Regions from separate parts of the Homo sapiens genome. Here region 1 is linked to region 2. Evidence: chromatin contacts called from ENCODE Hi-C or POLR2A ChIA-PET data. All regions are on one chromosome and are shown on one strand. The core of a region is the stretch at or near the end of the contact, and the rest is flanking DNA. Distances in the headings are between cores, read along the strand shown.

Region 1 (5,130 bases), core at 911-3,410, 40 kb after region 2:
AATCGACTGTGTCACATGTCCAAGGTCTACTGGTACAGACCTGTCCTCAGTGAAATATAACTGTGGGGGAGAGGGTAATAATTCAGCAGACATTTGGCCTCTGCAGCTCATGGTCTAGCCAGTAGCCAGAGTGGTTCTCTATAAACAGAGATTGGATCGTGTCACTCCCTTGCTTAAACCACCCCCACCTGAAGACCTCCCATTCTCCTCAGAACAAGATGCAAGGTCCTTATAATGGCTCTGCCTGGTTTCTGTTCTTAGTACTTATCACCATCTGACATTATATTTGTAGTGGTTTAGTGATTTACTATCTTCCCAGTCCAGACCAAAAACTTCATGTAGGCGGTCACGTATGTATCCCAGGACAGTGGCTGGCACATAGTAAGTATTCAATAAATTTTTGGTAAACAAATTAATTAATTTAACATTGTTCTTGGCATTTGTGTAATAGGTGAGAATTCCAAATAACTTCCTTATGTCGGGTCTAAATTCATTCGCATACTGAATTTCACGTTAAACACCAGTATTATGACAATAATAAGAAATAACGGATTAACCGGTATTTGTATTTCTAGCTATTTTTGAACTTTTAAAGCTTAAACAACATTGTATCTTAAACTCAAACCACATTCTGTCCCATTTATCCACATGCAAAGTGGTGGAAGGAAGCTTATCAGAAAATAAAATTTTCCAACAAACAATATGTCATATATTCAAAAGTCAGTACAGAAGTAACATCTTTTTCTTTTAACAACAGCTAGAACATGATTTTCTGTTTCGAAGCATTTTTTAAAAATTGAATCCATTATGGGCTTTATATGGAACTGATTCTCAACGTGACCTCCAAACACTGACATTTCTGTTAGACAGGAAGAACCCTTGCTCTAAATGATATCAGTAAAGTGCTACCTCCTATTTTATCAACCACAGTAATGCAAGGACATGGAAAAGGACACACCAGTGCTAACCAAGTAAGAGCTCCACTGAAAAGTCTGTGGTGTCCTTCTCCTCGTTATCTGCCCACCCTTCCTTTTCCTGAGCCTCGGTGGCAACTGTTTGGTCTCTCTCTGTCTCTGCCACGTATTTACCCTTGACATTTACCCTAGTTCCCTCTCTCACCCCATTCCATCTCCCCCTCACCCTCAGAATTGTTCCGCACAGGCAAAGCCAGAGGAAGCTCTGTCAAGGTCTGTAGGAACTTTGAAGCTCTTCTGCTTCCTGAGCCCAGACAGTGGGAGCTGAATGGCGGCTCTGTGCTTGGTGTGCATGACACCACAGTTGGCACGCGGATATCAGTAGGGAAGGGACATCATGACCCCTGAGGCTGTGTGCTGGAAAGGAGACAGCAGAGTGCCACAGACACAAAAGTGAACGGGAATTTAAACCATGAAATCTTTTTTCCAGAAAGGAGACGCCTTAATCTGATACCCTGGGAATGGATCTACCCTGCGTCAGGAAACAAAGAGTCCGCCAGTACAGATGCTTCCAACTTCTGGCAGGTCGCCCTTTGGGTCCCACCCAGTTTTTCTTCAAACTTCCCCAGAAGAAGCCTGTATGGCATGAGTGAAATGAAGTAAGAAAACACGTAGAAGCCCTCAGGATAGTATCAGCCTCTTCTGTGTTTTGTTCCCATAAGGAAGGGAATGTATCTATAGGCCCATCACTGATCCTCTGTCTACAACTGCCTCTTAATACACACTCCCAACAAGATATATTAATATTTAGAAAGTCAGGGATTGCGCTTTTTGACCAGGTTCAAGCATACTTCAGTATTTCTGGCTCGTTAGTGCTATTGGCCAGGACTTCATGATCTCATTTTTTAATTAAGAACTTTTATTATGTTTTGGTGGTTAATATTATGCTCATTACAGAAAAATCGGTCATGCAAAATATTAAAGATAATAAGTACCTACAAAGTGATCTACCTCCAAAGATAACCAGGGATGCCAACTTGATAATATCTTTCTACTTAAACTTCTGTATGTATGCATACATATAAAATACAACATAAACATCTTTATATACCTTGTGAGTATTCTTCCAAGTCACTAAGTGTATCTCTACATCAGAGGTTCTCAAAGAATGGTTCCCCAGACCAACAGCACCCCTAGGGAACTTGTCAGAGATGCAAATTCTTGGACCCTATCCAAGATCAACTGAATCAGAAACTCTGCAGGTGGGGCCCAGCAATCTGTGTTTCAACAAGCCTTCCAGGTGATTCTGACACATAACAAAATTTGAGAAACACCGTTACATAATTTTAAAACCTGCTTAGAATTACAGTGTGTGGCTATGACATAATTTATTTAGCCAGGCTGCTATTGTTAGGCAACTAGGTTGCTTCCAGCTTTTCAGTGTAACCCACTGCAGGGAACAACCTTGTAGCTAAAATGTGGATGTACAGACAGTAGTCCGCCCTTATCCTCCGGGAATGACTTCCAAGACCCCCAAGGGATGCCTGAAACTGCAGACAGTACTGAACCCATAGAGACTATGTTTCTCCTATACATACATACCTATGATAAAGTTTAATTTATAAATGAATTATATATGATATATAATTATATATTTATTATATATTAAATACAATTATATATAATTCATTTATAAATTAAACTTTATCATAGGTATGTATGTATAGGAAAAACCTATAATGTAAATTATGTATAAATTATATATATATATATATATATATATATATATATATATATATATATATCTCCTCCATGCCAACCTGGAGGATTGTTATATCCTCTTGATGAAGTGACTGTTTTATCTATGTATGTCCCTTTTTATCCTTGGCAATATTCTTTGATCTAAAATCTACTTTGATAGTAATATAGCCACTCAAGCTTTCTTTTAAAGTGTTTAATATATATATATAAAAATTATATATAATTTATAAATTAAACTTTATAATAGCACAGTAAGAGATTAACAACAAATAATAAAATAGAACAACGAAAAATAAAACAATTATAACAATACACTGTAATAAAATTTATGTAAATGTGGTCTCTCTCTCTCTCTCAAAATATTTACTGTACTCGCCTATTTTTGGACCATGGTTGATGGTTACTGAAACCACGGTAAGTGAAACTGCACATAAGGGAGGACTACTGTAATAATTTCCTGAAGATACATTTCCAAAGCTGAAATCAATGGGTAAAGGAAATGCATAATTTAAAAAATATCTGACCCTCTGAATGAATCATGGACCCCTTCCTACCTAACCTTTGGAATCTTCACATTTTCCTGGTCTTGCCTTATTTCTCTAAGCCTCGAATCCCTTGAACTTTGCCTGAGGATGGGGATTCTTGGCTCAGGCTCTGCCATTTCTTTGTGCCCCAGTGTAACAGAGAAATCCATACAAAGTCCTGAACAGGTGAAAATGACCTATATGATCTTTCTATTCTAGAATACTCATAAAAAATTCTCAATAAGAAGATGGAAAATTAGGCTAGGTGCGGTGGCTCATGCCTGTCATCCCAGCACTTTGGGAGGCTGAGGTGGGTGGATCACAATGTCAGGAGTTTGAGACCAGCCTGGTTAACATGGTGAAACCCCATCTCTACTAAAAATACAAAAATTAGCCAGGCATGGTGGCGTTAAAAAAAAAAAAAAGCATGCTATATGTCTTATTTATGCTTTGAGATGAAAATTTAAACAGAGCATCAATACAGTGTGAACAGAATAAGGAATAAATATTAGGTACATAATAGTCAAGGAATTCTTTGAGAATCAAACTCATATCTTAACATATTGCTCCATGCCTAACATTGTATTGCCTATGTTGAATTATAAAAATTTGTAATAATAAATGTGATCATATTTTTAAAAATTCTTTTTAGCTGCTAGCTTGAGGAATAATATTCAAGGCCGTCCTGTGGACTCCCTTGGAACTCGTTCCTTCCATGATGGCACACTTACACTGTTCTATTGTTGTTGCCTATTTACTTGTCTGTATCTCACATCAGACTCAGTGCTCAGAGGGCAGGGATCCTGTTTGTCTGGTTCACAGCTGTGCTCCCCAGCATGTCCCACAGTCTCTGGCACATTGTAGCATTTCATAATGACTGCTGAATGAATAAATGAATCAACTATTTCTCCAAGTATCATTCTAAGAGGAGAAGCCAAACAGGGTCTAGAGTTTAGAAGAACACAGATAGCAAGATGCTCTTACCACAAGTTCCGCACTCTTGATGAGAACGATGTGAACACACACATCTATGTATAAACACTATGTAAAAATATGTAATACATTTCAAAATGCTTTATGGATTTCTTCTCTTCAGTAGCACACAAGATCTTTCATATTCTTAAGAAAATGGATCAGGCAGGTATAGCAAACACTCCAAGAAATACAAATCTTTTCCATAGTTTCTGATCTAGTTTTCTTATTTACTAAAAATAGCAACTTCAGGAACATAACTGCATTTGTTCTTTAACAGTTCTTAAGATACTAGACACATCCTCACATTCTTAAAGAAGCAGCTTTTTGTTTTAATGATTTTCTCTATTGTTTTTCTGTTTTTCTTTTTCATTGGTTTCTGCTTTTATCTTTATTATTTACTTTCTTCTGCTTACTTTGTGTTTAATGTGCTCTTCTTTTACTAGTTTCTTAAAGGGAAAACTTAGATCATTGATTTGACTTTTTAAAAATAATTCACTAAGCAGTGAATTTTACTTTTAAGCTCTGTTGGACTTGAAGATCATTGATTTGAGATGTTTCTTTTTCCCTAGGTACTTCTTCAGTTGCATCCCCCCGAAGTTTGATACGCTGTGTTTTCATTTCCATTCAATTTCAAAATACTCCTGATTTCCTTTTGATTTCTTCTTTGAATAACTGGAATAAAAAGTGTGTTTACTCCAGTTATTTGGGGATTTCCCAGATACCTTCCTGTTATTGATTTCTAACTTAATTTCATTGTGGTCAAAGAACATATTTTGTATGATATGAATCCTTTTACATTTATCAATACTTGTTTTATGACTCAGTATATGTTCTGTCTTGATAATGCACCTTGTATCCTTGAAAAAGTATTGAAATATCCAGCTATAATTATCAACTTATTTTATTTCTCCCTTCAGGTTTTGCTTCATGTATTTTGAAGCCCTGTTGTTGGGTAC
Region 2 (5,219 bases), core at 1,808-4,307:
TATCATCTTTCACACTTATTCATTAGTATCTCTCTTTTCTTGATGGTTTTTGTTGGCCTATCTGGAATATTCTCCAGTCATTTCCATCTTTCCTATACTAAGATTCCTTAGGATGAAATCAGTTCTTTAGATTCAAATACTACATGGCTATTTATCAGTAAGCAGGGCCTTACAAAACTAAAGGCTTTTACTTTTTTTTTTTTTTCAAAAAAACTAGGTTCTTTAAAAATTATTTTTGCCTTTAAAATATATATTTTATTATTTCTTCCTTTGGGTTTTGATTCTGTTGTCATTAACTGGGTCACGGTGTGTAATACAGTTCTTTGGATCTTTGCAGGTCATGGGATCTTTGTAGTCAGACTAACCTGGGTTCAAATCCCAGCCTTGGCACTGACCAGCTATGTGAACATGGGCAAATTATATACAGTCATCCCTCAACATCCGTGGATTCAGCATCCATAGAATCAACCCACTGTGGATCAAAAATATTTGAGGAGAAACCCAGTAAAAAATAGCAATACAACAATACAACTAAACACTACAGTATAACAACTATTTACACAGCATTTACATTGTATTAGGTATTATAAGTAACCTAGAGATGATTTACAGTATACAGGGGGGTGTGCATAGGTTATATGAAAATACTAAGCCATTTCATATAAGGGACTTGAGCATCCATGAATTTTGGTATCCTCGGGGATCCTGGAACCAATCCCTCGAGGATACTGTGGATGGAGGAACAGGGACAACTGTAATCAATTTAAGTCTCAGTGTCTTCATTTGTAAAATAGAAAATATAGCACATAAAGCTATAACTTAGCACATAAACATTGCTAAATTACCTACCACGAGGTCTGGTCCATGACAGCCATTCACCAAATGCTCATTCTCTTCTTTATGCACCTTCTAATTTTGTCCAGACCTTCTGAAGATTTTGATATTTTCTAATTGTTTGCTTGATTATTACATGTCCTCATCAAAAGTAGAATGGTATACTATTTATTTATTCAGTGAATTACTGCATTCCACTTTCTTCTTGGAAGACATTTTAGAGAATTTCATGACCTTGTCCACTTCTCTTCCCAAATGTGACTGATTTTTATTATCCATCAATTTGTAAAGTTTTGGCTGGGTGTAGTGGCTCCAGCCTGTAATCCCAGCACTTTAGGAGGCCAAGGTGGGAGGATCACTTGAGCTCAGGAGTTCAAGACCAGCCTGGGGAACATAGTGAGACCCTGTCTATACTAAAAATAAAAAATTAAAAAATTAGCTGGGCATGATGGCACATGCCTGTAGTCCCAGCTACTCAGAAGGCTGAGGCAGGAGAATTGCTTGAGCCCAGGAGTTTGAGGCTGCAATGAGCCATGTTCATGACACTGCACTCCAGCCTGTGCGATAGAGTGAGACTCTGCCTCAAAAAAAAAATAAAATAAAAAATAATCGTAGCTTCTCTTTTTTTGATGAATTTCAATATGTGTTATTTAATCTTTTTAAAGGATTGCCTTAGTATGATTATTATGTTATGACATATCTATTTTCTCTATTTCTCTCACTTCTTAAACTCTGGTTTTACTTCTTGGATTAAAAAAAAAAAAAAAAGCTGAGATTAAAGTTTCCCAACTATTACTGCCAAGTTACTGTTCTATTTAAAGTGTGGTTTCCACAAACAGTTACTTCATATTGATTCTATGCTGGAATCATTCACAGTTGCTTTCAATATAAAACAAGGATGTCTATGTTGTTTATATGGTATAAAATGAACTCACGTGACTTTGCCAAACCTACAATTTGAAAGAAAAAGCCCACAAGTTACTATTTGAAGAGACCTCAATAACCTTTGGGAAGGAATGGACTGGTTCACAGGCACGAGAATAAACAAATGAAAGGTGCTTATGTTTTCTTACATGTGTAATTGTGGTAAGGTATTCTGGATTTAATTAGTGTAAAAATTGTACTTGAAAGATAGACTGAAATGGAAGCATCACTATACAGGAGGTAAAATGAAATAACTGTTTAAGAGAGATCAGTGCAAACGGAAATGCAGAGACTCTTCCTGAGAGCATCATGAGAAGGGGCTATTTGAGTAGAATGTGAAGAATGGCAATAGAGACTGAGGCAAGAGAGTCATCCACCCAAAGCACCTGCATCTCCAACAGCTGAGTAGTTTTCACCTAAGCCAGAAAGAAGGAAAAAAAAAAAAAGATCTGGATGATATAACCCTTTCTTTACAAAGATAGCTGGTTCATTTGGGTAGGTAGCCATGAAACCAGATGCTATCTTGGTAAATGCTTGGTTTGGGTTTTAGGGCAGAGAGACCAAGTTTATTTTTATTCACTCTGTGCTAAAGGGCAATTGACTACATTTATTTTGGCCCATCAGGGAGGAAGGAAGGGCATGCCAATCTTTCAAGAGGTTGTTTACTTTGACAGAGAATGAATTCTGCTTTCTTTTCCATTTTCTGATTTTCCTTTTAATATGGAGAAAGACTATGTAATAGTTTAAAATATGTGTCTTGGCATAAAAGTCAATAAATTTATTGTAAAGGAATTAACTGGTTGTTTCCTAAAAGGAGTTAATTCTGTTCTACAGGCATTTCTTTAAACACCTGTTTCAAACAGTGTATTCTTCTAAAGTGAGGATTTTTTTTTTTTTTTTTTTTTTTTTTTTTTTTTTTACTTAGGGTCTCAGTCTGCCACCCTGGTTGTGTAGTGCAGTGGTGTGATCATGGCTCACTGCAGCCTCAAACTCCTGGGCACAAGTGGTCCTCCTGCCTGAGCCTCCTGAGTTGCTGGGACTACAAGTGCATACCATCATGCTCAGCTAATTAATTTTTTTTTAAAGAGAGCTTATGCTAGAGACAAGACTGCTATAAGCAGTGGTTTTCAAATGCTGAGCCAAGAGGCCAAAAGGCTGAATCAGAGTCACCAACGATGCTTTTTAAAGGAATGCAGATTTCTGTCCGGACGCCCTGTTGGAGATTCTGATTCAGTGTATTCTGGGCAGGACTCTAAGATTGCACATTTTGAGTAAGTGCTCCCTGGTGATTCTGACCCACAGCCAGGTTTGGGAACCAATGACTTGAGGTGAGAGAAGTGGGGCTGTGAAAGTGGAGGCAAGACCTTGTCCAAACCGTTCTACTTTTGACTCAGAGTCTGAGTCTGACTTCCTGATGAAAAATGACCTGAGAGTTTGAAACTGGCCGTGGTGAGAATGTTTCAACCACAGAAATTGCTAAATGGTGTGAATCAGGTCAGGGTTCCCTCCCACCACGAACCCTGCCGCAAAAGCCAGTACACAATTATCTAGGAAGGTTATTCTCTTTTTTCTTTCTTTCTTTTTCTTTTCTTCCCTTTCTTTTTTCTTTCTTTCTTTCTTTTTTTTTTTTTTTTTGAGACAGAGTCTCCCTCTGTTGCCCAGGTTGGAGTGCAGTGGTGCAATCTTGGCTCATTGCAACTTCTGCCTCCTCGGTTCAAGTGATTCTCCTGCCTCAGCCTCCCAAGTAGCTGGGACTACAGGCGCCCTCCACCATTCCCAACTAATTTTTGTATTTTTAGTAGAGACAGGGTTTCACCATGTTGGCTAGGCTGGTCTTGAACTCCTGACCTCAGGTGATCTGCCCACTTGGCCTCCCAAAGTGCTGAGATTACAGGTGTGAGCCACCACCCCTGCTGTCACATTTTAAAAATATGCCTGCTATAGAAAAATCTACCTGTGTTATAGGTTACCAAAGTCACATAGGTGACTTTAAAGGTTTCAAGTGAGTTACTCTAAAAGAGACTATCCACTTTTTGAACAGAGAGATGAGATTCCTCAAAGTACCTCAGTACACAGTGAGAATTACATTCCCCTTTTTCCTTCTGTGCCTGAGCAACGAGTCACTTTGAGCCTCCATTTCTGTTCTCAGCCCTAGGTTCAGCTGGAGAGATTCATGTTTTCCCTTGTGTTTACAGACCTTAAATGCACTGTCCTTTCAAAAATTTTTTTTTCCTAAGCTGTAGAAATAAATTCAGTTTCAGTGATCTCCCCAGTCTTAAAAAAACAAACAACATCCCTGGAATCCTCAGAAGTGATTTCTTGGCATGGTAATGTGTAGTTGATTGTGCTGGGTCCAACAGTAGACTCTGATTAAGGTTGAAATAAAGAGGAAGTGAGAACAGGGATGATTTAATTGCTCACAAGAAATAAATCTATTGGCTAGAAGATTTGGTTCAGGGCCTCGTTTCTTCAGGTTTGATGAATTTATAACCATTAAGTAAAAATGTACACATAAAACCATAGCATTTAGCATGGTGCTTCTCAGGAGAGTGGGAGGAAAAATCTCCTAGAACATTCGTGGAACCAGTAAGTCCTTGGCTTAACCTGGCAGGAAACTAGCTACCTAACTGCAAACAAAACCCCAAGATTAATGCCATCAATATTTGTTGAATGAATCAACATGCCCAGGTACGTATTTTATTACATGTATCATAGATGCTGTGAGGAAGAACATCATCAATTTGTTTCATTTTCTAGATCAACTCATTAAAAATGACTGAGATTAGAAAGCTGGACAAACTGGCTGGGCGCGGTGGCTCACGCATGAAATCTCAGCACTTTGGGAGGCCGAGGAAGGTGAATCACTTGAGGTCAGGAGTTCGAGACCAGCCTGGCCAACATAGGGAAACCCCGTCTCTACTAAAAATACAAAAATTAGCTGGGTGTGGTGACGAGCACCTGTAATCCCAGCTGCTCGGGTGGCTGAGGCAGGAGAATCATTTGAACCTAAGAGGCAGAGGTTGTAGTGAGCCAAGATTGCGCCATTGCACTCCAGCCTGGGCAACAGGGAGAGACTCCGTCTCAAAAGAACAAAAAAAAAACAAAAAAAAAGAAAAAAAAAAAAAGAAATCAGGACAAACTGTATTTCAGCAATTTTACAGGAAAAAACAGAAACAGCCATCTAAGAAGTAGGGAGGGATCTTTTCAAGGAAGTCTTCCCTAAATTGTCCTCACTCACCCCCACACTCTCCCTAAGGCACTTGCTGTATCTTTTTCATTGCACTTTCCTCTTGTAAAATGGGTGGTAATAATGTTACCTACATTGAAGTGCTTTAGTGAAAGTTAAAAAAGTGAAAACATACACAGCCCTTTGAATAGTGACCAGAAAATAGTATGCACTCAATATACGTCAGCAATTACTATGATATTGTCATCATCATCACCACCACAGAGTACTGAAA

Evidence for each region. Hi-C counts contacts between places; a loop is a spot of excess contacts on that map. ChIA-PET counts read pairs that join two places held with the same protein, here RNA polymerase II (POLR2A). Pooled maps may share reads with other maps.
Region 1: a loop to region 2 is called in a map of ascending aorta, with 2.1 times the contacts of the local background. The contact joins two enhancer-like sites. A Hi-C loop is called at or near these places in 7 of 168 maps with a recorded cell type or tissue (Calu3, ascending aorta, heart left ventricle and 2 more), 19 of 37 single-sample maps with no recorded cell type and 11 of 50 pooled maps. POLR2A ChIA-PET finds 5 or more read pairs at or near these places in 7 of 52 experiments (A549, AG04450, Caco-2 and 4 more).

The regions. Positions count from the first base shown.
Region 1 is chr12:95,738,756-95,743,885 of GRCh38, forward strand. All of the region lies in intron 2 of NTN4 (netrin 4), which reads right to left. Among named protein-coding and RNA genes, the nearest start is that of NTN4, 49 kb to the right of the region's middle. RefSeq lists an enhancer at 2,049-2,193 and a cis regulatory region at 2,121. Within about 2 kb of position 2,161, at least 11 of the 41 ENCODE cell types and tissues checked have a DNase peak (open chromatin) inside an H3K27ac peak, as active enhancers do; they include ascending aorta, where a contact is called at or near this core.
Region 2 is chr12:95,697,439-95,702,657 of GRCh38, forward strand. All of the region lies in intron 5 of NTN4 (netrin 4), which reads right to left. Among named protein-coding and RNA genes, the nearest start is that of NTN4, 91 kb to the right of the region's middle. RefSeq lists enhancers at 2,884-2,953, 3,004-3,053. Within about 2 kb of position 3,058, at least 6 of the 41 ENCODE cell types and tissues checked have a DNase peak (open chromatin) inside an H3K27ac peak, as active enhancers do; they include ascending aorta, where a contact is called at or near this core.